3 separate regions of the Homo sapiens genome follow, and all the other regions are linked to region 2. The links are chromatin loops, found by intact Hi-C in ENCODE. Cell type or tissue: dorsolateral prefrontal cortex. All regions are shown on one strand. Each heading gives the region's core, and the rest is flanking DNA. Links, peaks and the distances in the headings are about the cores only. Region 1 overlaps BCL2L2-PABPN1 (BCL2L2-PABPN1 readthrough). Region 2 holds the start of NGDN (neuroguidin). Region 3 overlaps RNF212B (ring finger protein 212B).

The links. Peaks named below come from ENCODE experiments on the same cell type or tissue, not always from the same donor. Only the 100,000 strongest peaks of a DNase experiment are listed, where the experiment ranks them.
Region 1: it touches region 2 in a loop (6-fold over the local background); 78 of 110 quality-filtered maps call a loop at or near these places.
Region 3: a loop joins it to region 2, with 5 times the contacts of the local background. A loop is called at or near these places in 15 of 110 quality-filtered maps.

The regions. Positions count from the first base shown.
Region 1 is chr14:23,323,328-23,333,260 of GRCh38, reverse strand. BCL2L2-PABPN1 (BCL2L2-PABPN1 readthrough) reads right to left here. Exons shown (of 8, transcript NM_001387346.1): 6 at 9,778-9,884; 7 at 9,209-9,296; 8 at 7,098-9,123. The coding sequence ends at 8,962. It overlaps PABPN1 (poly(A) binding protein nuclear 1), which reads right to left. Exons shown (of 7, transcript NM_004643.4): 4 at 9,778-9,884; 5 at 9,209-9,296; 6 at 8,972-9,123; 7 at 7,098-8,014. The coding sequence ends at 7,975. Among named protein-coding and RNA genes, the nearest start is that of PABPN1, 6.8 kb to the right of the region's middle. RefSeq lists a silencer at 4,979-5,068. In dorsolateral prefrontal cortex, for the core only: CTCF peaks have their summits at 4,832 and 5,052 (motif pointing left); a DNase peak (open chromatin) is centred at 5,050; H3K27ac peaks cover 2,289 bases.
Region 2 is chr14:23,463,644-23,473,576 of GRCh38, reverse strand. NGDN (neuroguidin) reads right to left here and starts at 3,874. Exons shown (of 11, transcript NM_001042635.2): 1 at 3,850-3,874; 2 at 3,476-3,535; 3 at 2,600-2,671. The coding sequence starts at 3,861. RefSeq lists an enhancer at 3,171-4,111 and a silencer at 4,198-4,247. In dorsolateral prefrontal cortex, for the core only: CTCF peaks have their summits at 3,874, 4,077 and 4,276; DNase peaks (open chromatin) are centred at 3,896 and 4,296; H3K4me3 peaks cover 2,032 bases; H3K27ac peaks cover 1,898 bases.
Region 3 is chr14:23,259,426-23,269,358 of GRCh38, reverse strand. It overlaps RNF212B (ring finger protein 212B), which reads right to left. Exons shown (of 15, transcript NM_001282322.3): 6 at 9,415-9,475; 7 at 8,672-8,700; 8 at 6,648-6,694; 9 at 6,389-6,431; 10 at 5,125-5,185; 11 at 4,688-4,736; 12 at 396-435. It also overlaps the pseudogene RNU6-1046P and the pseudogene HMGN2P1. Among named protein-coding and RNA genes, the nearest start is that of HOMEZ, 22 kb to the left of the region's middle. In dorsolateral prefrontal cortex, for the core only: CTCF peaks have their summits at 3,886 and 4,085 (motif pointing left); no DNase peak of the experiment used is centred there; H3K27ac peaks cover 478 bases.

The DNA.
Region 1 (9,933 bases), core at 1,096-9,095, 140 kb after region 2:
TGCGGTCAGGAGTTCGAGACCAGCCTGGCCAACATGGTAAAACCCTGTCCCTACTAAAAATACAAAAATTAGCTGGGCGTGGTGGCAGGCACCTGTAATCCCAGCTACTCAGGAGGCTGAGGCATGAGAATTGCTTGAATCCAGTGGGCAGAGGTTGCAGTGAGCCGAGATAGCACCACTGCACTCCAGCCTGGGTGACAGAGTGAGACTCTGTCTCAATAAATAAATAAATATTTTTAAAAAAAACTCAAAATGGATCAAAGACCTAAACATAAGAGCTAAAACTATAACACTCTCAGTAGAAAATATAGACACATCTTCATGACTTTTGTGCTTCAAAAGATGCTGTCAAGAAAGCAAAGAACTGGGCCGGGCGCGGTGGCTCACGCCTGTAATCCCAGCACTTTGGGAGGCCGAGGCGGGCAGATCACGAGGTCAGGAGATCGAAACCATCCTGGCTAACACGGTGAAACCCCGTCTCTACTAAAAATACAAAAAATTAGCCAGGCAAGGTGGCGGGCGCCTGTAGTCCCAGCTACTCGGGAGGCTGAGGCAGGAGAATGGCGTGAACCCTGGGGGGCAGAGCTTGCAGGGAGCCGAGATCGCGCCACTGCACTTCAGCCTGGGCAACAGCGAGACTCCATCTCAAAAAAAAAAAAAGCAAGCAAAGAACCCACAAAATGGAAGAAAATATTTGCAAATCATATATCTGATAAGTCTAGTCTTCAGTATTCAGTATTCAGCAAAGGAAGGCTGGGCATGCTGATGCATACCTGTAGTCCCAGCTGTTGGGGAGGCTGAGGCAGAGGGTTTGCCTAATGCCAGGAGTTCAAGTCTGAAGTGCACTATGGCATGCACTGGAGTACCATGCCTGTGTACGCTAGCCTGAGCAACATAGCAACACCTCATCTCTAAAAATAAAAAAAAAAAAATTTTTTAAATTAAAAAGAAGTCTTGCAAGAAAACAATCTACTTTAAAAATGAGGACCAGGCTTGGTGGCTCATCCCCGTAACCCCAGCACTTTGGGAGGCTGAGGCGGGCAGATTGCTTGAGACAGGAGTTCAAGAGCAGCCTGGGCAACATGGCGAAACCCCATTTCTAGAAAAATTAAAAACTAGGCGGGCGTGGTGGCACGCACCTGTAGTCCCAGCTACTCAAGAGGCTGAGGTAGGAAGATCACCTAAGCCTGGGGAGGTTGAGGCTGTGAATAGCCGTGATTGGGCCACCGCACTCCACCCTGAGGGACAGAGTGAGACCCAGTCTCAAAAAAGAAAAAAGGCAAAGAATCTGAATATATATATATACACACACACACATACATACAAATGGCAAATAAGCACATGAAAAGATGCTAAACATCTTTGAGTCATCAGACAAATGCAAATTAAAACTACGATGAGATACCTCTTCATACCCTCTAGGATGGCTATAGCCAAAGAGATTGACAATAACAAGTTTGGTGCGGATGTAAAGAGACCAGAAGCCTCATACATTGCTGGTGAAAATGTAAAATGATGCAGCTGCTTTGGAAAACAGTCTGGCAGTTCCTCAAAAGGTTAAAGATAGTTACCATGGGTCTTAGTCCATTCATCTGGGCTGCTGTAACAAAATAAGGTAGACTGGGTGGCTTACAAGCAACAGAAGTTTATTTGTTGCAGTTCTGGGGACTGGGAAGCCCAATATCAAGGTTCTGGCAGATTTAATATCTGGTGAGATCCCATTTCCTGGTTCATAGATGGTACCTTCTCACTGTATCCTCACGTGATGTAAAAGGGCAAGGTAGCTCTTGGGGCTTCTCCTATGAACTAATGACCTCCCATAAGTCCCGAACTGCTAATATCATCACTTTGGGGGTTAGGATTTCAGCATATGGATTGTGGTGGAGGTGCAAACACTCAAACCATAGCACAGTATGACCCAGCAACTCCATTCTTAAGTATATACCCAAGAGAAATGAAAACATATGTTCATACAAAAACTTATACAGTTGTTTGGAGCCAGACTATTTGTAATAGCCAAAAAAATAGAAACAACCCAAATGTCCATCAGTTGATGATGGAAACAAAATGTGTTATATCCAATGAAATACTAGTCAGCCATAAAAAGGAATACTGGGCCAGGCATGGTGGCTTATGCCTGTAATCCAAGCACTTTGTGAGGCTGAGGTGGGAGGATCACTTGAGCCCAGGAGTTTGAGGCCAGCTTGGGCAACATAGCAAGATCTCATCTTTACAAAAAATAAAATATAATAAAATTCTGGCCCTGCGCGATGGCTCATGCCTGTAATCCCAGCACTTTGGGAGGCTGAGGCGGGCGGATCATGAGGTCAGGAGTTCAAGACCAGCCTGGCCAATATGGTGAAACGCCATCTCTACTAAAAAATAAAAAAATTAGACGAGCTTGGTGGTGCACGGCTGTAGTCCCAGCTACTTGGGGGGCTGAGGCAGGAGAATTGCTGGAACCCGGGAGACTGAGGTTGCAGTGAGCCAAGATCGCTCCATTGCTCTCCAGCCTGGGTGACAGAGCAAGACTCCATCTCAAAAAAATAAATAAATAATAAAAAAACAAAAAATTAGCCAGGCATGGTGGTATGTGCCTGTGGTCTCAGATACTTGGGAGGCTAAGGTGGAAGGATGGCTCAAGCCCAGGAGTTTGAGGTTTCAGTGAGATATGAATTTGTTGCTCATTCTGAGCAACAGAGCAAGACCTTGTCTCCATTAAAAAATAATAATAAGGCCGGGTGCAGTGGCTCATGCCTGTAATCCCAGCACTTTGGGAGGCCGAGGCAGGCAGATCATGAGGTCGGGAGTTCAAGACCAGCCATGGTGAAACCCCGTCTGTACTAAAAATACAAAAATTAGCCTGGCGTGGTGGCACACACCTGTAATTCCAGCTACTCGGGAGGCTGAGGCAGGAAAATCGCTTGAACCCAGGAGGCAGAGGTTGCAGTGAGCCGAGATCGTGCCACTGCACTCCAGCCTAGGCGACAGAGCAAGATTCCATCTCAAAAAATAATAATAATAATAAAATGTGATCATAATTTGAGAAAGGCTGCTCATTCTAACCATACATAAAAACAAGGAAAGCAGCAATATTATTGTAAAAACCCACCAACTGTTTCTTTTCTCCATTGCCAACGTCGGATTGGGCAAATCCTACCTTAAAAAGCACTGGCTTGCCTCGGTTTATTTTGCATCATCCAAAGGCCCTCTAAGGATCTCTGACTCACAGACCCTCACCCCAGACAGGTTTTATACACAGGCTCTCCCAGTCTCTTTCTTCCCATGGAACTCCAGTGAGATTGGGCTCATTTCTATCCCTCAGTTAACAGAGAGCCGATCAGGAGTGACTGACAGAAATCATCCACCAAAAATAACCAAGCTTGCCCGAGGAAAGTAACTTTCTTTCCATGCTTCTTCCTCTAAACCTAGTCTCTTTTAAGTAAAATAGTCTGACTCTTATAAGAATAAAACTAAAGGCCGGGCATGGTGGCTCACGCTTGTAATCCCAGCACTTTGGGAGGCCGAGGTGGGTTAACCACGAGATCAGGAGATCGAGACCAGCCTGACCAACATGTTGAAACCCCGTCTCTACTAAAAATACAAAAAATTAGCCAGGCATGTGGCGCATGCCTGTAATCCTAGCTACTCAGGAGGCTGAGGCAGGAGAATTGCTTGAACCTGGGAGGTGGAGGTTGCAGTGAGCTGAGATGGCACCACTGCACTCCAGCTTGGGCGACAGAGTGAAACTCCGTCTCAGGAAAAAAAAAAAAAAAGAGGAAGAAAACTACCAGCTCCAGGTAAAAGGCAACACTATTGTTGTTACCGCCTTCTCCAGGACAGGAAAGGCAAGCCCAGGGTGAATAAGCAACTTTTGGGCACCTACTAAATGGCAGGCCCTGTGAGGCAGACACAAAGTCACAATTGATGCCCTCAAGAAGCTTGCATTCGGCCGGGCGCGGTGGCTCACGCCTGTAATCCCAGCACTTTGGGAGGCCGAGGCGGGTGGATCATGAGGTCAGGAGATCGAGACCATCCTGGCTAACAAGGTGAAACCCCGTCTCTACTAAAAATACAAAAAATTAGCCGGGCGCGGTGGCGGGCGCCTGTAGTCCCAGCTACTCGGGAGGCTGAGGCAGGAGAATGGCGTGAACCCGGGAAGCGGAGCTTGCAGTGAGCCGAGATCCCGCCACTGCAGTCCGCAGGCCAGCCTGGGCGACAGAGCGAGACTCCGTCTCAAAAAAAAAAAAAAAAAAAAAAAAAAAAAAAAGAAGAAGCTTGCATTCTAGTGGGAAAACAGAAATGTAGTTAGTTTCATTATAAAACCACAAAGTAAATATTAAACAGGGATAGGAACAGTTTGTCCTGACTGCAGGAGTGATTACTTCTGACTTGGAAATCAGGAAAGGCTTCATGTCTGTTGTACCTGGCTTACACTTGGAAGGATATGCGTGATTTTCATAGAAGAGTTGGAATGAGCATAGCAGGCTAGAGGGAACAGCATGAGGGATACATGAAAATAAATAACAACTACAATGCATAGTACATCAGGTGTAGGGCAGGATCTGGAAGAGAAATGTAATCAGGATCAGATTGAAAAAGGTTGTAGTTCCATGCTTGTGTTTGGACTTTGTACTTATTGGTGGCATCATAGAGGGCTTTTTTTGGCAATAAGAAGTTTGGAGGCTGAGCATGGTAGCTTACGCCTATAAACCTAGCACTTTGGGAGGCCGAGGCAGGAGGATTGCTTGAGGCCAAGAGTTCAAGATCAACTTGGCCAACATAGCGAGACCCTATCTTTTAAAGTACTTTTTTTAGGAATTTTTATTTTTCAAAAAAAAATTTGAAGCCAATACATCTGCCAGGACCCCTGCAATGATGATGGGGAGTTACTCAAGCAGTGAAAGTAGGAATAGAGAGAACAGACAAGATATGGTAGAATTGACTGAATATGGAAAACTAAACCAGAGAAGGGTCAAAACATGATTCACCCTCCAATACCCAACAATTTATGGGGATCTTTTAGAGCCAGCCATTTAGTGCCCCCTGGTGGACAGATGAGACCATCACAGCATTAACAGCAACAAGTCACTTAGGCTGTTTCATTCTTCCAGTAAAAAGTTTATATTGAACACTATCCAGACCCTCACTAATCAGCCTCTGCAGAAGCCACAGAGATCACGGCACTATTTTAGGTGAATCTAGTTAGGAGAAAAGATAGACCTCAAATGCCTAACCCATAACAGAAAGTAGAATAAATGACCAAATCCTAAAATATGTGGTGGATAACACTGACATGAGATTTTAGAAAATACTGCAATTTGAGAGGTGGGTTAAGGCTTCAGATATAACAGAGTTTTTTGTTTTGTTTGTTTTGAGACAGAGTCTCGCTCTGTCACCCAGGCTGGAAGTGCAGTGGCTGAGTCTCAGCTCACCTCAATCTCCACCTCCTATGTTCAAACGATTCTCCTGCCTTAGCCTCCAGAGTAGCTGGGACTACAGGTGCATGCCACCACACCTGGCTAATTTTTGTATTTTTAGTAGAGACGGGATTTCACCATGTTGGCCAGGCTGGTCTCAAACTCCTGACCTCAAGTGATCCGCCCACCTCTGCCTCCCAAAGTGCTGAGACTGCAGGTGTGAGCCACTGCGCCCGGCCACAGAGCCATTTCTTTAACATATGATTTTTGAAGAGCATCCAGGTCAGAGGCAATTGTGAACAAAACATCCTGAGAAGTAAATGAAAAAATAGTAAGGTTGAAATACTAAGAAATTCTATAGGTAATGAAGTCTGAAGGTTCAACCTGGCTAGTGATGTAGTGTTCAAGTTTTAAGACCAATCTGACACTGGAATAAAAAATGGAGAAATTAGGATGCCCAAGACAAAATTTAGATATGAAAACAGTGAAAGCCAGTTGTGAAGTCCTAATAAACTAATCCTGGCCAGGAGCTGTGGCTCACGCCTATAGGAAGGCCAAGCCAGGAGGACTGCTTGAGCTCAGGAGTTTGGGACAGCCTGGGCAACACAGCAAAACTGTCTCTACAAAAAATTAGCCAAGTGTGAAGGCAGGCACCTATAGTCACAGCTATGTAGGACACTGAGGTGGGAGGATCACTTGAGCCCGGGAGGTTGAGGCTGCAGTGAGCCACTGCACTCCAGCCTGGGTGACAAAGCAAGACCATCTCAAAAAAATAAATGATCCAATTAATATAAGTTAGCTGGACACATTAAATGGTTACTGCATGGTTGGAAAAACAAGCTTTCCGATTGTCTCTTAGCTAAGTGTATTTTGTCTTCTGCATTTCTTGGGCCCACCTTGAGGTAGAAAAGGTAGCTGGGTGCAGTGGTTCACACTTGTAATCCCAATACTTTGGGAGGCTAAGATGGGAAGATTGCTTGGTCAACATAGCGAGACCCCAAAGACAAGGTTACCCAGACCCCAATCCAAAGCTCTAGGGCTGCAGGCATGGATAGTTCATTTGCACGTAAGCTGTATCAGGAGCACACAAAAGCGCCATTAGGTCAGTAATTCGGCTATTCCTTTTTTTATTTTGAGACAGTTTCACTCTGTCACCCAGGCTGGAGTGCAGTGGTGTGAACTTGGCTCACTGCAAGCTCCACCTCCTGGGTTCACGCCATTCTCCTGGCTCAGCCTCCCGAGTAGCTGGGACCACAGGCACCCGCCACCTCGTCAGGCTAATTTTCTGTATTTTTAGTAGAGGTGGGGTTTCGCCATGTTAGCCAAGATGGTCTTGATCTCCTGACCTCGTGATCTGCCCACCTCAGCCTCCCAAAGTCCTGGGATTGTAGCAGTGAGCCACCATGCCCGGCCCAATTCAGCTATTCTTTTACTTTCCCAGGCTTATTTCTCTCTCAAATGCCAATCAGGGTTACATGTTATCCAGAAAACCTATCATTCTCAACTAAACACATAATGTTCCTGCTAGTTGTAATGTAATTCCTACTCCTTAATTCACAAGTGGCAACCTCCCTTCCACAACACCAGTACTTCTACCACAAGGCAGAATTAATAGCCATCTGCGATCTAAGAGAGAATAGGAAGATAAATAATCCTTACACCCAAAAGGCCAAACAATTTTTATTTTCAAAAACAACTTTATTCATGACACATATTAAAAAAAAATTCCCACCCCTGGAAATGAGCTAAAAAAATAAACAAAATCCACCTCCCACCTCCCTGTTCCCACTTCCTCCCATTCCCTCCAAATAAAAGGGAAAAAAGGCAAAGGAAAAAAAAAAAAAACAAAAAAACAAAACAACTGAAAAACAAAAACACCCCTAAACCCCCCAAAACAAGGTAGTGCATTTCCCCAGGGGGAAGGGGAATTTACACTGGAGCCGCTGGGAGCGGAACGGAGATCTTCCGGCTACAGAAACCTGCAAAGAAAGACACTCAAAACAGAAAAAGAAACACAAAAGGAAACAAAATAGATCACCAGGCAATCTGGAGGGGCAGGGAGCCGGAGAAGAGGGGTGGGGTGGGTGGTAGACCTGGCTGGACAGGAGCAGGCAGGAGGGGACTGTGAAAGGCGAGGAGAAGACGGAGGGAAGGTAACAAGCAGAACAGTTTGGTGTCCTTCCAGAGCCCTGGGTAAAAAAAAAAACCTCCTACCACCCACGCCCACCTACCCTTGAGCAGCCCCCAAGGGGGTGAAGTGGGGCAGGGAAACATGGGCAGCAGCTTGCGCAGTTGAGACGTGTCCATGGCGAATCCCCAGAGTGAATAAGCAGCCCCCTGCCCCACTCCCTGGGCCTTCCCCTACTCCCCAAAGCAGGTCCCTCCTCAGCAGTTAGTTATGGGATTCTCCCCCCTTCCACAGTATATCTTTTTTTTAAAAAATATTTTTTTTCCATCAAGGTCATCTTCTGTTTTTCTTTTTTTTTTTTTTAATTCTTTTTTTTTTCCTTCTTTCCTCTTTTTTTCCTCTCTCTCCTCCTAATACACACTTTTTTTAGTAAGGGGAATACCATGATGTCGCTCTAGCCCGGCCCCTGGAAGAAAGAAGGAGAGTTAGGTGTTAACGTGATCACTAGATAGTTCAGTACAAGCCCCTCCCCGTAGGCCCCTGCCCCAGTTACTGTGAAGGGAAGGGGGGAAAAGAAGTGTTCAAGTGTCCTAAAACTGACCCCATGATCCCAGAAATAGTAACGCACCTGGAGAACTGGGGCAGGGGGAGGGGGGCTTAACAGAAAACTGCCAAACAGTGGCGAAAAAGAAGCGCATCTGAGTGAGAGACAGGGGCAAGGAAAAGGACCCCCTTTTTATCCAGTTTTCAGTCCTCCACAGCTCTTAAACCCTAGGCCATCACAAATAGATCCTCCCTAACTCCTGGGGATAGGCAGGTAGAGCTTATGAAAAGCCAAGGTTTATATGCCTAACCCGTCTATTTAAATGTAGAGACAGAAGTGAAGCAAGGCAAAAACCTGGGCACCACACTAGGCCCAGTGAGAAGTTAACCTTGCAAGACTGGCTCAAATAAAGAATAAGTATCTCAAAATCCTCCCACAAGGCTGTTGGGGAGGATCAACTAGCTAGCCTCTGGTATTCTTCCAAGGGAGGTTCAGTCTTCAATCCCTCCCTAACTCCGAAAAAAGTAACAAATGTCCAAGCAGTGCTTTCACTGCCTGGAGGCCCTGTTCCTCCCAGTTTTGTCCGCAAACACCTTCAAATGCCACCAACTCCCAAGAAAAAAAAGGCTGGGGGTGGAAGCCTCTTTGAACCAAGGGAGGGATGCAGCCCTTATCACCAATTTCTACTGCAGAAAAGATGATGAGGCTGGCCTTCTGGCCTGGCCTGCAACTACCTTCCTCAACCTGCACAGGCAGGAGACAAAGTTCCTGAAGACCACGGGGAGGGGTGGGGGGAGGGAGGTTCCTCAGACCAGAGAGGAGGAAGCATACGGGGCTCACGGGAGGCGGGGGAAAGAGGAGCAGCCCATCTATCCTGACCTGTAGACGCGACCCCGGGGCCTGCTGTTAAAACCACTGTAGAATCGAGAGCGGGAGCTGTTGTAGTTGGTGGTCCGGGCGCGGTAGCGGGCTCGTGGAAAACCCCGGTCTGTTGTGCTGATGCCTGGTCTGTTGGTTCGTTTTGGGATCACCTGAGTCAGAGATGAACAAATGATAGCCTTAAAGGCAACCTGGAGAGTTTATACACAACTAGAACAGCAATGGACATAGGCTTACCTTGATTTGCCTTCCTCTAAATAGGGACTCATCTAAGGCCAAGGAAGTCCTCACTGACTCTTTGTCTGAGAACTCTATATACGCAAACCTGAAAAGAATTGTCATTGTATCTCTCTGAGGTTACAAATACCTCACAGGTCAAATTCAACCTGCAGGCATGCTTCGTTTTGGGCTACAATGCAGTTATATTTTTTATTTGTCAAAATTCTTCTAAATGGAAAATTTCAATCATTCGAAATCATTTAAATTTTAAAATTTCCAGCTACTCTTTGAAATTTGTAAAAATAAGACACACAGGGCCTGAATTTCCATATGGCCATAATAGGCCAAGTAGAAGCTGCCCCTCCCCTTCTAGTTCGTAATCCCACCCACATCTAGCCTTCATTTTTGTTATCTGGCCTCTGAAGACATTTAGGTGCAACTCCTGATATATCAACATTAATGCCATGATCTTAAATGACACAGATCACCTGTGTTAACACCAAATAACTTACTGCTCAATATAAAACATAATTTATCTATTTGTACACTGTAATTTAAATTATCTCAACTTACTCCCCTTTACTTACCCTTTGGGATGGCCACTAAATTTGTCACACAGTATGGTAACACGGTTGACTGAACCACAGCCATGAAAGTGAGCTTCCAGCTCTTCTGCTGTTGCACCATAGTCCACCTGATGAGAGGAGAAAAATTTCACAGGCACCAGGCAAATTCCTGTCTCA
Region 2 (9,933 bases), core at 1,012-9,011:
GGGATTACAGCCGTGACCCACTGCACCAGGCCAACCTCAGTCTTATCAGTAAAATATGTACATTTCCTCCCTGCCACAAAGAATAATTATGAGGCCCAAATAAGATAATGTGAAAGAACTTTGTAACCTATAAAGCACCTAGTAAAAGTCTTTGGTCAAAAAGATAAGTTAATATGTATTTGTTCAATAAATAAACAAATATATAGGGATCTAAGAAGGATGCTGGCAACTCATCCATCTCCAAAAGGCACTGAAATGGTTCAAGGCATGGTACCCAAGGCCTGGTGTGGTGGCTCACACCTGTAATCCCAGCACTTTGGGATGCCGAGGTGGGTGGATCACCTGAGGTCAGGAGTTCGAGACCAGCCTGGCTAACATGGTAAAACCTCGTCTTTACTAAAAATACAAAATTAGCCAGGAGTGGTGGCGGGCGCCTGTAATCCCAGCTACTCGGAAGGCTGAGGCAGGAGAATCACTTGAACCCAGGAGGCAGAGGCCGCAGTGAGCCAGGATCGTGCCACTGCACTCCAGCCGGGGCGACAGAGGGAGACTCCATCTCAACGAAACAAAACAAAACAAAAAAGCATGGTACCCAGGACAAAAACAGGTAAGAATTTGAGAAGCAGGCTCTTCCGACGTGCTTGGGCATTGTCAAATTCAAACTGAGCTACAAGCATATGAGAGAAAAACAAAGATTTAAATTTTTTTTAAATAAAAATGGACAATAAGAACATAAGTGAATGATAAAGACAAGAAGGGAATATATTTTGAATGCTGTTTTTAGTTATCTTTCTGTAAGCACAAATCTGCTGTAACTCCTGTGCTTAAAACTCCTTCAGTGACTCTTATTACAATGATTTTCATACTTGTATTTACCCATAGAATATTTGGCCTAAATATCTTAGGACAAAAGCTCAATATATAAAAACAGATAATACCAGAGTTTTCCAGTTAAGTAGGGATGAGAGATCCAGAGTTGTTCTTCCACATTGCCCCCAACCAGTAATCCCTGAGAAGGTTCTACCAGACCTTCATTTGAAAACTACAATATTTTAATTGTTGTTGTTTTGTTTTTTTCAGATGGAGTCTTGCTCTGCTGCCCAGGCTGCAGCACAGTGGCATGATCACGGCTCACTGCAACCTCTGCCTCCTGAGTTCAAACAATTCTCCTGCCTCAGCCTCCCGAGTAACCGGGATTACAGACAGGCACACGCCACCATGCCCGGCTAATTTTTGTATTTTTAGTAAAGATGGGGTTTTGCCATGTTGACCAGGCTGGTCTCGAACTCCTGACCTCAGGTGATCCATCCGCCACAATCTCCCAAAGTGCTGGAATTATAGGTGTGAGCCACCTTTTCTTCTTAGCCTGGCCTTTTTTTTTTTTTTTTTTTTTTAAGACAGTCTCACTCTGTTGCCCAGGCTGCAGTGCGATGGTGCGACCGTGGCTCATGGCAGCCTCGACCTCCTGGGCTCAACCGATCCATTCACCTCAGCCTCCTGAGTAGCTGGGACTACAGGCACACACCACTGCGCCCAGCTAATTTTTTTTTATAGAGATAGGTCTCACCACATTGCCCAGGCTGGTCTCAAACCCATGGGCTCAAGCAATCCTCCCACTCTGGCCTCCCAAAGTGTTGGGATTACAGGCGCATATTTCAATTTTAAGATGCACATGGTTTTCATATTTTAACATCTCTGAAATCAGGATGCATGTTTCAGTCACTGGCATCTTGGTATTATGTCATAAGCAATTTTTTTTTTTTTTTTGAGACAGGGTCTTGCTCTGTCACCCAGGCTGAATGCAGTGGCACAATCACAGCTTACTGCAGCCTCAACCTCCCAGGCTTAAGCAATCCTCTGGCCTCAGCCTCCTGAGTGGCTAGGACTACAGGCACATGCCATCATGCCCGGCTAATTTTTAACTTTTGTAGGGTCTCACTATGTTACCCAGGTTGGTCCCGAACTCCTGAGCTCAAGCGATCCTCCAGCCTCAGCCTCCTGAAGTGCTGGAATTACAGGCATGAGCCACCATGCCCGGCCTGTCACATTTTTTCTTAATATATACAATAAGTGATATGTCCCAATTAATAAGTGTCTTAGATTAGATGAAATCTGAAAGTAACTCCTCAGTTGGCCTACAGTAATCTTCAGAGTGACTTTTCCAGTCTTATTTCCTACCCCCAACACACATAACACAGAAAGTACATCCTATCACAAAAATGACTTACTCCTTTCCCTTATCACCATACTTTCAGGCCTTTGTGCCTTTGCACATGTTCCTTCTTTCTGTCCCTCCCATTTATTCCTCAAAATCCTATCACCTCCTCTGGGAAGCCTGTCCTGAATCCCTCTGCTCTTCTGGCAGTTAATTAATCCCTCTCTTTGGCTGGAGACTCATAACTCTGTAATGTGACTGCTACTATTAATACTTACATCTATTGCTTTGCTTTGTCTTCCCTCTAGACTTCAGCACAGAAACTGGATCATATTTATGTTTGAAGCTCGAGCACTTAGGATATATAAGACACAATAAACATACAATGAAAGAACTACTGAGAACATTAAGTCAGGGGATGCTTACTGTTTGAGTACATCTTACCTTTTCTGTAGGATAGGCACCAGCTTGAACTTTTTGTGTCAGTGATTTCACTTGTGCAGTTACAGCCATCACCTGAAATTAGCCCAAATAAAACAAGTGATTAGATTATATCAAATTATGTCTGCAAACTGTGAAGAGCAAAAGCTAAACAATGCCACCTAAAAATTATCTGAAACACTGTCTAAAGTATAGTACTATCTTCTCACTTCTCGGAAAGCATAGGAGAGATGGTTCTTCAAAAAGTTTAAAAAAAAAAAAACTTTCCACTTCTTAAAGAAGAGACCATCTTTTACTGAACCACAGGGAGGAGAAAAGGACTGAGAGAGTAGTGACTGAAGCACTGTAATTTTGTTTGTACTAGTTGAACTTACAATGCATAGAACTACATAACTCCCCGACTTATGACTTAATTTCCACTTTACGAGGGTGTAAAAGAAATATGCATTCGGTAGAAACCGTCCTTTTCTCGTGATGCTGGGCAGCGGCATCAAGCCTAAATTTCGACTTATGAGGTTTTCGAATTACAATGGGTTTATCAGGCCATAACCTCCATCGTTAAGTCGAGAAGCATCTGTATATAAGTGTGTATTACCTGGGCACCCAAAGGGCAAGTCATGTTACCATTCCAAGCACTGGTTTCCTTAGCTATATGAATAAAGGAAAACTATTCATATAATTTCTTTTTGGAGTTTCTTGTATTCCCTTGGGTGCAGAATCAATTACTTAGAATTCTGGCGTGAAAAGGTTTTGATTACATCATTTTACTCTAAGGTTTTTGGAAGCATTCACGTATCTCAATCACCAAAGTTTTGAGGTGAAGTACACAAACTCAAAGCCAATCCGTGACTAATTTATTCCAGAGGCGACACTACTCACTTGCTCCTGGAGATTTTTCAGAAGTGTCACGGCACTTGGCAGGTCGGACTCCAGCACCCCCTACAGAAGGGAGAGGAGGCGTAAAGAAAAGTCATTCTTTCCTCAGGATTATAGGAAAGTGGAACGTCTAGGGTGGGAAACTGCCCTCTCTCCGTCAGACACCCAGACTCGGGGCCTTCACACTCGGGTTCACAGACTCGCCTTAAAGCCAGCCCCTTGGGTTACCGGACAGGAACGGTAACTCTAGGGAGGCCGCCTCCCTGAAGCAACTTTCATCACCACCCTTCCCTGGTACCAACAGTTTGCCTCCAGCCGCTGAAGGCAAAGGACAACTCCACAATAGCTACGCGAGGAAGAAACCACACCAAACTCACCAGCGCCGCCATCTTCGCAAAGCCCACCCCTTCCGGTGTCGTACTTCCTGAGCGCTAAGGGCGACTTGATAGATTTGATAGACAACTGCCGCTTGCAAATCTAAGCCAATACGAATAAGGGCTTTCTCACTTCCGCCCCCAACAGGATAAACGAGAGGAGGAGTCTGATCTGGCCAATGGAATAAAGGAACTGGCTAAATTCGTCAGACTCAGAAAGAGTCGTCAGGACGAAAAAAAGCACTTGGCAAAGAGCGTGTGATTGGTAGACTGAGTAAAATGATTGACGGCAAGCCAATAAGAGACAGTCAAATAATTGATTGACAGTTGGAAGGACCAATAGAAAAAAGGAATTAGCAGAGCGAACTTAGCGCGTATTGGCTCCCGTCTGCCGCAGCACCCAGAGTCTTTTTTCACGGCACTTTTCTTGTAGTGCGTGAACCGGCCGCTAGGTGATGGGCCTTGGCTTGGCTTTGCGGTGTCGACATTGCAGAGCCGCCATTGCTGGCTGCTCATCCAACGGCCACCGCGCCAAATGCCTTACAGACCCGGTGGCCCTGGAATCGATTCTGTAACACTACTCCTTGTGTGACCGTGGACAAGTCACTCGGTCTCTGAGCCTTCTTCATCTGTAAATAAGAGAGCGAGGCTAGAGAAGCCCAGAGCCAGAGTTTAGAAACCGAGTGCGAGGACACCTGCCCTCTTGGTGTGCACTGTGGAGCGCTGAGAAACGGCTCCAATAACGCCCCGACACTCTTCGCTCCTACCAGTTTGGGGACATGAAAAGAATACGTTTTACAAATTGGGGAACGGTTCATATTTACATGACTTACCGCGGTCACACAGGTCTTCAGCAGAACTTGGTTCAAACTCTGGCAGTGCATGTTTCAGTATAACCTGCCTCATCATTACCCAGTGCTTTCAGATGTGTTCTCTCACTCTGGTTTTTCACAAGCTGGTGAAGTAGGTTGGACGGATACTCATTGTTCCCATCCCATGCCTTAGGAAATAAAGCACCGAAAGGGTGAATGATAGTGTATAATTTTTTGTTCACAACTCGTCCAACAGAGCTGGGTCTAGAAATCAGATCTTACCGACTTGAAGCTGTCTTTTGGAATTAAGAATAACACCTGTATCTGGGCAGGTGAGGTAAGGAAATCCTGGTATCTAGATCTTGCTGGATTCAAGAAGGCAGGAGGGTGTTCAGTCCCCACTCCTCTAACATTTAATTTGCTGCTTCAGGCCCACTGTGGAAGCTCAGGATGCTGTTGCAGCATACTTAGTCAATTATCCAGTAGCTTTTGTAATGTTTTATCAAGATTTGTATTATGAAAAGTTTCTATTTCTACATAAATTTTCGGACCTGTCTAATTAGATCAGCAATAAACTTTTCCTTTTCGGGGAATTTGAAATTTAGTTTGTTCATATGCTTTATGATAGCAATGAGAAAACAAATTGCACTGCCATATTTTGGGTTTTTTTGAGACCGAGTCTCGCTCTGTTGCCCAAGCTGGAGTGCAGTGGCGCGATCTCGGCTCACTGCAACCTCCGCCTCCCGGGTTCAAGCGATTCTCCTGTCTCGCCCTCCCGAGTAGCTGGGACTACAGGCACTTGCCACCACGCCCGGCTGATTTTTTTTTTTTTTTTTTTTTTTTTAGTAGAGACAGGGTTTCACCATGTTAGCTAGGATGGTCTCGATCTCCTGACCTCATGATCCACCCGCCTCAGCCTCCCAAAGTGCTGGGATTACAGGCGTAAGCCACCGCGCCCGGCCTTTTTTTTTTTTTTTTTTTTTGAGCGGAGTCTCATACTGTTGCCCAAGCTGGAGTGCAGTGCCGCGATCTTGGCTCACTGCAACCTCTGCCTCCCTGTTCAAGCGATTCTCCTGCCTCAGCCTCCTGAGTAGCTGGGATTACAGGCACCCGCCACCATATCCAGCTCATTTTTTGTATTTTTAGTAGAGACGGGGTTTCTACTAAACCATGGTTGGCCAGGCTGGTCTCAAACTCCTGACCTCACTATCCACCTGCCTCGGCCTCCCAAAGTGCTGGGATTACAGGCATGAGCCACTGCTCCCGGCCTTGATTATTAAAATAATTGTCCACCAGGAACGGTGACTTGAACCTGTAGTCCCAGCTACTCTGGAGGCTGAGGCAGGAGAATCACTTGAGCCCATGTCAAGGCAGCAGTGAGCCATGATCGTGCCACTGCACTCCAGCCTGGGTGACGGAGCAAGACCCTATCTCTAAAAAAAAGGTGAAAGAGGGAGACCCCATCTCTAAAAAAATAAAATACTTGTCAACTATAGGGGCAGAAAAGTGTGATACCTTTCCTCACCCATCATAAGGGTCATAGAAGACACTCCTATAACAAAAGAAGTTAACAAGAAAAAAGTTTGATGAATTTATTGAAAGTTTTACATGACACGGGAGCCTTCAGAAATGAAGATTCCATTTTTATGGTTAGGTTTGATGAAGAATGGACAGCGTGTAGAAATGTGATAGGACAAAAAGAGTATGATCTGACAGAACTAGACTGAGGGGGGAATCCCAGCAAGGCCTGTCTGTTCAGATTTTTCTTAGCCTCTCTAGATAGCAATCCTTTGGGGTATAGGGAATGCGAAAGGAAAATAACTTGGGACCCCAGTTCACTATGCCAAAAGAAAAAAATTAAGCTCAACGGAGTCATGCAAGCAACTGCCTTTGCTATTGTTCCTAAGCGGATAGCTACAGATAAAATGTTAAATATCTCTACAAGTATTTACTGTGTGTTCACCTTATCTTGTGTGCCGATTTACTGAGCCTGAGACAAATACCAATTGACTATTCCCCTACCTGCTCCTTTTCTCTTGCAACATGTGGATTAATGTACCCTCCCTCTTTCTCCTCCAGCCTACTTTTCCCCTTTTAATAGTGAAGCCCTGAAAGTCATCTTTGGAGAAAGGCACAAGCCTCACTCCCAGACACGTCCTTAATCTTGGCAAAATAAACTGCTAAATTGATTGAGACCTGTTTCAGATACTTTCTGGTTTACAGGGAGGACCCCTCCAAAATGAGGATTTATGACTGACCATCAAATGAGGAAGTCAGAGAATATTTTTTACGGCTAGCTCCTAGCAGAAAGGTGAGAGAAATTTAGAGTAAAATTTTTAGGTTTTATGGCTGGTTTGGGGGACAGAGCTTCCAGTTTTTTTGTTGTTTTGTTTTTGTTTTTGTTTTTTTTGAGACGGAGTCTCGCTCTGTCACCCAGGGTGGAGTGCAGTGGCGCGATCTCAGCTCACTGTAACCTCTGCCTCCTGGGTTCAAGCGATTCTTCTGCCTCAGCCTCCCAAGTAGCTGGGATTACAGGCATATGCCACCACGCCCAGCTAATTTTTGTATTTTTAGTAGAGATAGGGTTTCACCGTATTGGCCAGGTTGGTCTCGAACTCCTGACCTCGTGATCCACCCACCTCGGCCTCCCAAAGTGCTGGGATTACAGGCATAAGCCACCACACCCAGCCCTGGGGTTCCAGTTTTTAAAACCTGCATTAGGGAAGACGAATTCTAATTTTTTTTTTCTTTTTTTTTTTTTTTTTGAGACGGTGTCTTGCTCTGTTGCCAGGCTGGAGTCAGTGGCGCGATTTCAGCTCACTGCAACCTCCACCTCCTGGGTTCAAGCAATTCTTCTGCCTCGGCCTCCTGAGTAGCTGGGATTACAGGCATGCGCCACCACGCCTCGCTAATTTTTTTTTGTATTTTTGGTAGAGTCGGGGTTTCACCACATTGGCCAGGCTGGTCTCGAACTCTTGACCTTGTGATCCACCGGCCTTGGCCTCCCAAAGTACTGGGATTACAGGCATGAGCCACCACGCCCGGCCTTTGTTTTTTGTTTTTTAGACAGATTCTCGCTCTGTTGCTGAGGCTGGAGTGACTGGAGTGCAATGGCACGATCTCTGCCCACTGCAGCCTCTGCCACGATGCCCGGCTAATTCTTGTATTTTTAGTAGAGATGGGGTTTCGTCACATTGGCCAGGCTGGTCTCAAACTCCTGGCCTCAAGTGATCTGCCCACCTCAGCCTTCCAAAGTGCTGGGGTTACAGGTGTGAGCCACCACGCCCAGCCAGAATTCTAGTTTCTATGGCTTGCCTTGCAGCAGAAGGAAGGGCAGCAGACAAGAGGGCAGGAGAAGGTCAGAGAAAGACTTTGCTTCTGAGGCTGCTTCTAAGGCCTTCCAATCTCCTTTAGTTCAAAGTGCTTAGCATGCCAAAGTGCCATACTCTGGAGTATCGTTTTCTGAGCCCTGACACAATCATTCCTTTTGTTACAAGAGAATCTTGGAGCTAACAGTACAATAAATCTTTGTAAAGCTCTTCTACCACTCAACCAACAAGCATTGGCAAAGAATACAAGATCATTAAATTTATTGTCTTCTATTTCTTTCAACAGTTTCATAAACTGGCAATCGTCCATAATATTTCAAGTATATACTGAGAAAAGTTTTTAACAGCTATATTGAGATTTAATATACATATCATACAATTCACTATTTAAAGGATACAGTTCAGTGGGGTTGGGCATGGTGGCTTGCACCTGTAATCCCAGCACTTTGGGAGGCTGAGGCAGGAGGATCACTTGAGGCCTGGAGTTTGAGACCAGCCTGGGGAGCATAGTGAAACCCATCTCTACAAAAAAAAAAAAAAATTGTTTTGATTTAAAAAATCATAGAATTCAGTGGCTTTTAGTATATTCACAGAGTTGTGCAAATATAACCATAACAATTTTAGAACATTTTTACAATGTTCCAAAAAAAACCCAGTATCCATTAGTAGTCACTTCCCCTTTTTTTCCCAACCCTCTAACCCTCAGCTCTAGACAACCACTAATCAACTTTGTATCCCTGTAGCTTTGTCTATTCTGAACATATCCTTAATGTGGAATTATGTAATGTGTAGTCTTTTGTGACTGGCTGCTTTCACTTAGCATAATGTTGTCAAGGTTTATCCATATTGTAGTGTATATCACTACTTTATTCCTTTTTACTGCTGACTAATATTTCATGGTATAGATATACTTCATTTTATTTATCCATTCATCAGTTGATGGGCATTTGGGTTGTTTCCACGTTCTGGCTAAGTAGTGCTGCTATAAACATTTGTAGCCAAATTCCTATGGGAACATATGTTTTCGATTCTTTTGGGTTTACATCTAGGAGTAGAGTTGCTGGGTCATACAGTAACTCTATGTTTAACCATTTGAGGAACTGCCAGACTGTTTTCCAAAGGGCTGCACTATTTTACATTTCCACCAGCAATAAAACAGTTCCAATTTTTCCACATCCTTGCCAACATCTGCTATAATCTATAATCTTAATTATAGTTACTCTAGTGAGTTACTCCAGTGTCTTATTGAGGTTTTGATTTGCATTTCCCTAATGTCTTACGATGTTGGACATCTTTTCATGTGCTCATGGGCCACGTGAGTATCTTTGAAGAACTGTCGGCTGGGCATGGTGGCTCACGCCTGTAATCCCGGCACTTTGGGAGGCCGAGGCGAGCGGATCACGAGGTCAGGAGTTCAAGACCAGCCCGGCTAATATGGTGAAACCCCATTTCTGCTAAAAATACAAACATTAGCTGGGTGTGGTGGCACATGCCTGTAGTCCCAGCTATTGGGAGGCTGAGGCAGAAGAATTGCTTGAACCCAACCCAGGAGGCAGAGATGGCAGTGAGCCGAGATTGCGCCAATGCACGCCAGCCTGGGTGACAGAGCAAGACTCCGTCTCAAAAAGAAAAAAAAAGAACTGTCTGTTCAGATCATTTTTAAATTGAGTTGTCTTTTTATTATTGGTCGTAAGAGTTCTTTCCATATTCTAGACACAAACCCCTTATTAGATACATGATTTGCAAATATTTTCTCCCACTTTATTTTGTCTTTTCACTTGCTTAGTGGTATTATTTGGAGGACAAAATTGTTTAAGTTTGTTTTGTTTTGTTTTGTTTTGCTTTTTGAGATGGAGTCTCGCTCTGTCACTCAGGCTGGAGTACAGTGGCACGATCTTGGCTCACTGCAACCTCCACCTCCCGGATTCAAGTGATTCTCCTGCCTC
Region 3 (9,933 bases), core at 556-8,555, 200 kb after region 2:
AGTGGAGAAGTAATCCCAGGACTGCTGGCAGAGTTTTGTTTTTTTGTTTGTTTTTTGAGACGGAGTCTCACTCTGTCACCCAGGCTGGAGGGCAGTGACACCATGTCAGCTCACTGCAACCTCCGCCTCCTGGATTCAGCAATTCTCCTGCCTCAACCTCCCGAGTAGCTGGGATTACAGGCACGTGACACCGCTCCCGGCTAATTTTTTATTTTTAGTAGAGACAGGGTTTCGCCATGTTGGCCATACTGGTCTCAAACTCCTGACCTCAAGTGATCCACCCTCCTCGGCCTCCCAAAGTGCTGGGATTACAGGCGTGAGCCACCGCACCCAGCCTGCTGGCAGAGTTTAAGTATGAACACATCCCAAGAAAAAGGAAGCATAGTGTTACTGACCTATAAGATAGGCTATGAGTTGAAGCCGGTGAAGGGGTTTCTGGAAAGCATAAAAATAAGCCTGTGAGATAATCCATGAACTGGAGAAGAGATTCAGGTATACTTGGGGCCAGGGCAAAGGAAATGGAGATAAAAGATTTTTAGTATATGGGTTAGGGTTGGGGGCTAATGCCAAGTGAAAAAGCTCACAAATCACATAGCAGTATCTCTTATAGGTGCTTTCCTCTCCCTTTCATGAGTCTGTGGGCTGAGATCCCTCACTGCCTTCATGTGCTCTCATGTATCTGTGCCTTGGTTTCCCCTCTAAGATGGAAATCACCAGAAAGAATGGGTAAAGACAAAAATTAGCTAGGAGTGACATCAACAAAAATTAGCTAGGAGTGACATCAACAAAAATGGCAGAGCAAAGACCTCCAAAAATTTCCTCCTCCATAAAAGCAATGAGAAAATTGGCATAATGGTCAGAATCAACTTTTTCAGAAATCTGAAAATTAACAAAGGGCTTGTAGTAATCTGGAGAATGTTTATTCAAGAAAAATAGCAAAATGTTAGTAAAAACAGCAAGGTTTGTGGCATTTTAACTTGCTCTATTGCCATTTCTCCTTCTCCACCTCCATGATAGCCTTGAAAACCAACAGGGCATGCTCATGATGAAACCCAACAGTCTGGCAGTCACTAGAGGGGATGGAACAGGGTTGGAGCTTTTTGAAGGATTCATTCCCAGAGAACTGTCATTATTTGACCTGTCTAGTGGTTCCCTGGAAGACCCCACTTTCAAGGTTGTCTTAATTTGACAGCACCAGGACTTGGAGCTCAAGTTCACCAGGACTTGGAGCTCAGAGCTTACCAAGTGCAGAAAAACCTTTCTCCAGTCTGATGAAAACAATTAGAAGCACTTGTTTGGCTGCCTAAGGAGATAAATATCAGCTGGGACAAACAAAAGGCTAACCAAAAAGCATGACATATAGAAAACAAATAACAAAATGCAGAAGTCAGTCCTTCCTTATCTGTAATTACATTAAATGTAAATGAATTAAAAGGCAGAAACTGGCAGAACAGATGAAAGAAAAAACAAGTCCAACTATGCACAGTCTACAAGATACTCACTTTGGATTCAAAGATGCATATAGGTTGAAAGGAGAAGGATGAAAAAATATATTCCATGCAAAAAACAAGGAACAAAAGAGTGGCTATACTAATATCAGACAAAATAGACTTTAAGACAAAATTGTTGGGCCAGGCACAGTGGCTCATGCCTGTAATCCTCAGCACTTTGGGAGGCCGAGGCAGGCAGATCACTTGAGGCCAGGAGTTCGAGACCAGCCTAGCCAACATGGTGAAACCTTGTCTCTACTAAAAATACAAAAATTAGCTAGGCGTGGTGGCACATGCCTATAATCCCAGCTACTAAAGAGGCTGAGGCACAAAAATCACTTGAAGCCAGGAGGAGGAGGTTGCAGTGAGCCAAGATTTTGCCACTGCACTCTAGCCAAGACGAGAGTGAGACTCTGTCCCAAAAAAAAAAAAATTGTTACAAGAGACAAAGGCATTAAATAATGATAAAGGGGTCCATTTATCAAGAAGAGAAACATTTATATGTGCATCTAACAATAGAGTCCTAAAATACATGAAGCAAAAACTGATAGAATTGAAGAGAAAATAAGACAATTTGACAATAATAGGGACTGGGCATGGTTGCTCATGCCTATAATCCCAGCACTTTGGGAGCTGAGGCAGGAGGATTGCTTGAGCCCAGGAGTTCGAGACCAGCCAGGGCAGAACAGGGAGACCTCGTCTCTACAAAGACATGAAAATTGAAATAAAAAAACTAGCCAGGCGTGGTGGTGCATGCCTTTTGTTCTAGCTACTCAGGAGGCTGAAGTGGGACTATCGCTTAAGCCTGGAAGGTGGAGGCTGCAGTGAGCCACAATTGTGCCACTACACTCCAGCATCAACAACAGCACGAGACTCTGTCTCAAAAAAACAAGAAAACAAAAAACCAAAAACCACAATAATAGTTGGTGACTTTAATACCCCACTTTCAATAACAGACAGAACAACTGGACAGAAGATCAGCAAGGAAAGGAAACAGAAGCATACTAATTGAACAACACGATATACTAGCTAAACCTAGCAGACTCTATAGAATACACCACCCAAAAAGAGTAGAATATACATTCTTTCCACATACACATGGAGCATTCTCCAGGATAGACCACATGTTAGGTCATAAATTTAAAAGGATTTAAATCAGGCCGGGTGTGGTGGCTCACGCCTGTAATCTCAGCACTTTGGGAGGATGAGGCAGGCAGATCACCTGAGGTCAGGAGTTTGAGACCAGCCTCAACATGGAGAAACCCCGTGTCTACTAAAAATACAAAATTAGCCGGGTGTGGTGGTGGTGCATGCCTGTAATCCCAGCTACTCGGGAGGCTGAGGCAGGAGAATTGCTTGAACCTGGGAGGCGGAGGTTGCGGTGAGCCGAGATTGCACCACTGCACTCCAGCCTGGGCAACAAGAAAGAAACACCATCTCAAAAAAAAAAAAAAAAAAAAAAAACATTTAAAAGGATTTAAATCACTGAAAGTCAAAATCAATAACAGTAGGAAATTTGGGAACTTCACACATATGTAGATATTGAACAACACATTGATAAACAACCAATGGGTCCAAAAAACAAAAATCACAAAGGACATTAGAAAATACTTTGGAATGGGATCAGCATGGGTATAATCCCAGCACTTTGGGAGGCTGAGGCGGGCAGATCACCTGAGGTAAGGAGTTGGAGACCAGCCTGGCCAACATGGTGAAACCCCGTCGCTACTAAAAATACAAAAATTTGCCAAGCATGGTGGCACGTGCCTGTAGTCCCAGCTACTTGGGAGGCTGAACCTGGGAGGCGAAGGTGGCAGTGAGCTGAGATGGCACCACTGCACTCCAGTCTGGGCAACAGAGTGAGACCCCATCTCAAAAAAAAACACAAATGAACAAACAACCTTTGGAATGAATGTAAACAAAACACAGCATGCCAAATGTTATAGGATGCAGTAAAAGCAGTGCTACAGTGAAATTTATGACTGGAAACATCAATAGTAAAAAAGATCTCAAATCAATAATCGAAACTTCCACCTTAGGAAACTAGAAAAAGAACTAAATCCAAAATAATGAGAAGGAAGGAAATAGACTAAACCAGAAGTAAATGAAACAGATAATAGAAGAAGTAATACAGACTCTCAACAAAACGAATTCTTTGAAATGATTGACAAAGAAAGAGGAAAAGACTCAAATTACTAAAATTAAGAATGAAAAAGAGAACACTGTTGTTACCAACCTGACAGAAATAAATTGGCTAGAACATCTATGTTTTTCAAAGGAGTGGGAGATTTCAAATGTGGGAGATTTAGAGGGAGACTATTTGGAGAATTAAAAAAAGAGATTTGGGAATTTCAAATTCTTTCTTGTGAAAGTCTTCTCTGATAGGTATTCTCTAGGTACTGGCTAATGCCCTTGAAAATGGTAACAACAGTAATAATTTTAAGGGGCTTTAGGTAAGAAATTAAGTAAGCAGACCCAAAATATTCCTTCACTGGAATATTTTTATGTTTAAAACACAGCAAAGAAGCCAGATACCCTTCAGGCCAACAATCAGCATCCTGTGAACCTTCTTTTTACACTTAGCTTGTAATGCCATCTTGTGGCAATTCAAAAAAATCCAAGTCAATTTTACTGAAAAGTTATCCTCCATCTCCTGACCAGAGGTTTTCAATGACTTTCTATCACTCAAATCTTTATTTTCCCCTTATTAGTTGGAAGACAAAAATATCATTATTTGAAAAACTTGTAGGCCGGGCACAGTGGCTCACGCCTGTAATCCCAACACTTTGGGAGGCCGAGGAAGGCGGATCACCTGAGGTCAGGAGTTCGAGATCAGCCTGGGCAACACGATGAAACCCCGTCTCTACTAAAAATACAGAATTAGCCAGGCGTGGTGGCACATGCCTGTAATCCTAGCTACTCGGGAGGCTGAGGCAGGAGAATCGCTTGAACATGGGAGGCGGAGGATGTGGTGAGCCGAGATCATGCCATTGCACTCCAGCCTGGGCAACAAGAGTAAATCTCCATCTCACCAAAAAAAAAAAAAAAAACCTTGTAATATATGTATGGATACATGGAATCACTGTCAGGAAAAAAAAACAAGTGAAATGGCATTATATTATGCATAGAAAACCAGAAATCCGCAGATCTTCGCATAGAGTAAGTTGATTTCTGACACCCTTTTCCCCCCACCTCACCATTATAAGAGTCTCTGGGAGTTCTCCTTCCCTGCAGACCTCTGCCTCCCTGATAGACAAATAATAAGCATCAATTAATAAATATATCTCAGTTATCTGGCTTCCCTATTCCCTATTTATCTATAGCTACACATTCAAGCATATATTGTTCTACTGCAGTGGGCATACTAGTCAAAGAAAGATCCATACTTTACTCCTTCCAAAATGAACACCATGGACACTGTTGATTGAGTCCTTAAACACTTTCACTATTTCCACCCCTATTTATTCTCTGTCAGTTTCTAATATCAGGTCTCCATTGCCAAAAGAAAATAGGGTCCAGTATGACATCAGATAATTTATGCCAAAACCAATATAAATTTAAGTTCTTGATAAACCTTTGCTTTCATTTAGCATTAGAAACTTCAATCTGGAAAGATAAGGTGAACATTACTTACTTGTCCCAAGCTACCAAAGCCAGCCTCTCTATAAGGAATAGATTCCGCTGAGGAGGACCGACTGTATAAGGTGAAACAAAAAGAAAAAAAAGGCAAAAAACCTAGTTTTACTTTTTATTGTTGTTGTTTTTTTGTTTTGGTTTTTTTCAGACAGAGTCTCACTCTGTTGCCCAGGCTAGAGCACAATGGCACAAGCTTAGCTCACTGCAGCCTCCGCATCCTGGGTTCAAGTGATTCTCATGCCTCAGCCTCCCAAGTAGCTAGGACTACAGGCGTGCACCACCATGCCCAGCTAAGTTTTGTATTTTTAGTAGAGACAGGGTTTCACCATGTTGGCCACACTGGTCTCGAACTCCTGACCTCAAATGATCCACTCGCCTCAGCCTCCCAAAGTGCTGGGATTACAGGCATAAGCTACTGTACCCAGCCTCAGAAAACCTAGCTTTATATGTTGTTAGCACACAGAACACTCGTTTTTTTTGGGGGAAGGGGCACATGTCACTAATAGAAAGTCTCCGAAGCTGGATTGATGGGAGGAAAACACCTTTCCCTTCTAGTTTTGAGAGACTTCCTCTTGGCTCCCAAGAGGAGGGATTCCCTGACTTTGACACACATGGCCACCTTGGCACAAAAGCCTTGTGGTATGAAAAAACAAATTCGTTTTTATGTCCTCTTCTCCTTTTCCATCTTTCAGCATAAACTTAACTCCCTTAAGCCGAGACATCTGTTAGGACCTGACCCCCAGTCATTGATTACCAGTTTGTCTGGCAATCTGGACTTTCCAGTGATGCCACTGAGATGGCACCTGTCAAAAGAGCAGTGGTTCCATTTCTAGATTGTGGATCTTCAGATAAATTCTGCCATTTTCATTTCATTCCCTGAAAGTCAGGGTTGGCTTGTGAAAAGTTGTTAAACAATATGCTAAATGTGAAATGTCAACCCTCACTCTCAACTTTCCCTGTTCGGAGCATGAGATGAAGACTTCATTGGGTTTTATAGTGGCTTTCTGATTTTTGGTAATCCATTGAAGAAGGGAGTTTGAGAGTTGTTGTATACTGTTAATGATTGTCTGCCCATGTCCTGCCTGAATGGACAGTATCTTTAATAAAGCTGGATACAGTTTGGCTTAGGGAAAAAAAAAAACCCTAGCTTTAAACTTCTACATAGACCTAAAATTTCATCAGTCCCAATCTGAGCTACAACTAGATATTTCTTCTATCTTCCAACTTTTGCCAACAGTTTTAATGTTGCTGTGTAGGTTTACCTGACCACTTGACTGCTATGCTGGAAACTGGGTCGTGGGGTAACTGAAAGAGAATAAAGTACAGAATAAAAAGTTGCCATCAATGGTATGCCTGCCTTGCCTGGCCAATTTGTTGTACATGGTTATCTGGTTATATAATGTTTTCATATTACACATAAAGTTAGGAAGATCACATTATTGTCTCTGAGAGGAAACCATCTTCTACATAAGGAAAGGATATTCATCTCACACAGATATTTAGGGGAAAAATGTTCTCCACCTGACTGTGATGGGGAAGTAATGCCCACTGGTCGAGGTGTGATTGACCTGCAAGGGAAAAAAAAAGAGGCGGCTCTAATCTCTCTAGGCAGAGGTCAAGTGCCACTTTAGAGGATCAATCAGATCATTGTTTATAGAATAATAGCTTCCTCTCTGAGGACAAATTGCTTACTCTCATGTATTATAGGTAGCATCCTAAAATATGGAAGCAAAGTTTCCATATAAAACCCATTGCTCTCCAACTCCCTAAGTGGAGCTTTCTCCACCTCTGTGTTGCCCATAATAGAAGTTTTAAAGTACACCTTTCTTCTCTCCTCAGTGCCTTACCAAGTACTCTCAACCATACATCTGTCCATCCATTCATACATCCCTCCATCCTCTCATCCACCTTAAGAAACTAGAAAAATAACTAAACCCAAAGTAACCAGAAAGAAGGATGCCATCCAACAAGCATATATTTGGGTCTATATTTCCTAGATCCTGAGATTACAAAGATAACTAGAATAACTGAGAGGCTTACAGGCTAGTGGGAGAGATGAAAAAAAAAATCAGAACAGTGTTTAAGTGTTGTAATGGGCTTATCAGAAGTATAGAAGGACAAAAGAACATTAGACTGTAACTTCTATGAATGTAGGGGCAGTGTCTCTTTAATCCATAATGCAGGACTGATATTAAAAAATATATATGTGTGTGTGTGTATATATAGAGAGAGTTTTGTTTTGTTTTCTGTTTTTTTGTTTGTTTTGAGACAGAGTCCCACTCTGTCACCCAGGCTGGAGTGCAGTGGGGTGATCTCGGCTCACTACTGCCAGCTCTGCCTCCTGGGTTCCCGCCATTCTCCTGCCTCAGCCTCCCGAGCAGCTGGGACTACAGGTGTCCTCCACCACGCCCGGCTAATTTTGTTTTTGTATTTTTAGTAGAGATGGGGTTTCACCATGTTAGCCAGAACGGTCTCAATCTCCTGACCCCATGATCCGCCCACCTTGGCCTCCCAAAGTGCTGTGATTACGGGTGTGAGCCACCACACCCAGCCGATACTAAAAATATATTTAAGAGTTGGTAGAGCATAGATATCACTAATTAGAAAGGACCGGTGGTATATATCCAGCCTGTAACATGGTACCTGATAAACAGTAGGCACTTAATATTGAATGAATGAACAGACCATCTAACTCCACCTAATGCAGTCTTCACAGAGGAAATGACTGAGTTCAATTTTGAAGGATGAGTAGTGTAAAAAGTAAGGTGGAGGTTCCTCTTTAAAGACTTTCCTCTTCATCTAATTAGGAATAAATAGTAACTTCTCTTAAAAGCAAAATTTATTTAAAGACCTGTACTAACATTCTTAAATATCTGCTAGCCGTAATAAAGAAATCAATGTACTTTATGTTCTTAGCTCCCACAATTTAGCCTAAATATTTGCCCTGGCATGCTTAGATTGGTCCAAACAAGCATTAGGTTATAGTCTGTTCCTCTTCCTTATTTGAAGGTGTTTTTACCTTTCTCAGCATTCCACAAGTTACTTCCTCCTTCCTTTGTTCTCCTCTACCTTTGCCCCTTTTCATAAGTTCTAAGTTGCTAGCCAATCGGAACAAATACAGAATGTGAGGTCTGGTTCCAGCCAATGGAAACCGGACACAGCAGTAAGGTAGACGCGTCAGGTTATGAACGACCCTGTCTCCTTTGTTCAGTGTACTCTCGTGGCAAAACTGCCGGCGAGTGTACCCTTTCTGCAGGAAGTAAAAATGACCTTGCTGAGTAAATTAAATTTATGTTCAAATGCTATTTCTTTATGGCACCAGGGAACAAGCATTTCAAACACTAGGATTTCATAAGATGACAATCCAGGGTGAGCATTACAATTAAGATTTTACTTCGGCACTTTCAGTAACTAACTCTTCCTCGGAGAAGTGAAAGCTAAATTCATTAACCATTTTCTCTCTCTCAGAGTTCACACAGCCAGGAGTCAAGAAAGAACAGGAATTTTCAGGGGGCTGGGCTAGTATGGGAGCTGATAAAACTGACCTGCTTCCTTGGTACCGACTTGGAGATTCCTATAGGTGAAAAAACCAGGAGTGAAGAAAGCTGCAACTGAGGATCCTAATCAACAGATCTTCAGTCTTACTTGCGAGATAACTAAGCTCAGTGCCCCTTAGTCATGGTTGCTAAGACTCCCAGTAGGAGGAAAAGTAGCAGCAGTATTTCCTTAGGATATTATTAGCTTTGAGGGGATAAAAGTTTAGTTCTTCATAAGAGTGCATACGGAATCCCATAGACTAACATATGTGGGGAAATACGGAGTCTCTGGTGAGAGAAAGGAAAATGACACACTACAATGTGCTAGAATAATTACAGGAGTAGGATCAATAGGAAAATTATATAAATACACAGAACATTCTTAGGAAGAAAAACTATTTAGGAAGTAGAGTGTGATGCAGAGGAAGGGTCCTGAGGTATCTTTGAGTTTCTTGAAGAGAAATGTTTAAGTTGCAACAGCTGTCTCTTCTATAAGAGAGCTTTCCAACTGGTAGGTCATGACTCACTGATGTTCAGGAATGGGTTACAAGTGTGCTATATATTGATCCTTTCAGTCCCCCAAGGTCTGCTGAGACCTCATCCATTTACTATAGTGTGCTTGTTATACAAATATCAATTTCTGTGTGTGCCATGATGAGAAAAAGATTAGGAAACACTATTCTATACAGTCAGCTAGATAGATGAGAAAAGTAAGAGAGAAAATAATAATAAGGAAAATCTATTTCATTCACCTTTAGAATGGCTAGAAATTTCTTCAGTTCTCCATTCTCCTTCCTTAAGACTGACAATTCTCTAGGCAAAAGATGGAAACAATCAGCTCCAGCAAATCAGGGATTAAAAACCTGATTTTTTATTATTATAACTATTAACATCTAGTTAATACTTACTGAGAAATGCTTGCAGCTATACAAGCTATTTCTATCAGGGATTTGATGATTCAAGGAGACTAATGGCAGGGTTTTGATAATGAGAACAATTAGGTGGACAAAATAAGCAATTACTTGGTATGATTTCAGGGGAATTTGCAAAGAATTCCATTTCCTCTCTCCACCCACACACACACCCCTGGCCTGCTGATGTCTAAAAATTTTTATCAAGGACTCCATCTTGTGATTGCTTTGGCAGCACATACACTAAAATTGGAACAATACAGAGGAGATTAACATAGCCCCCAAAGAAAGTTAACATGTAAATGCTTGAAGCATTCCATAAAAAAAAAAAACAAAAAAAACTTTAAAAGAAGAAAAAAA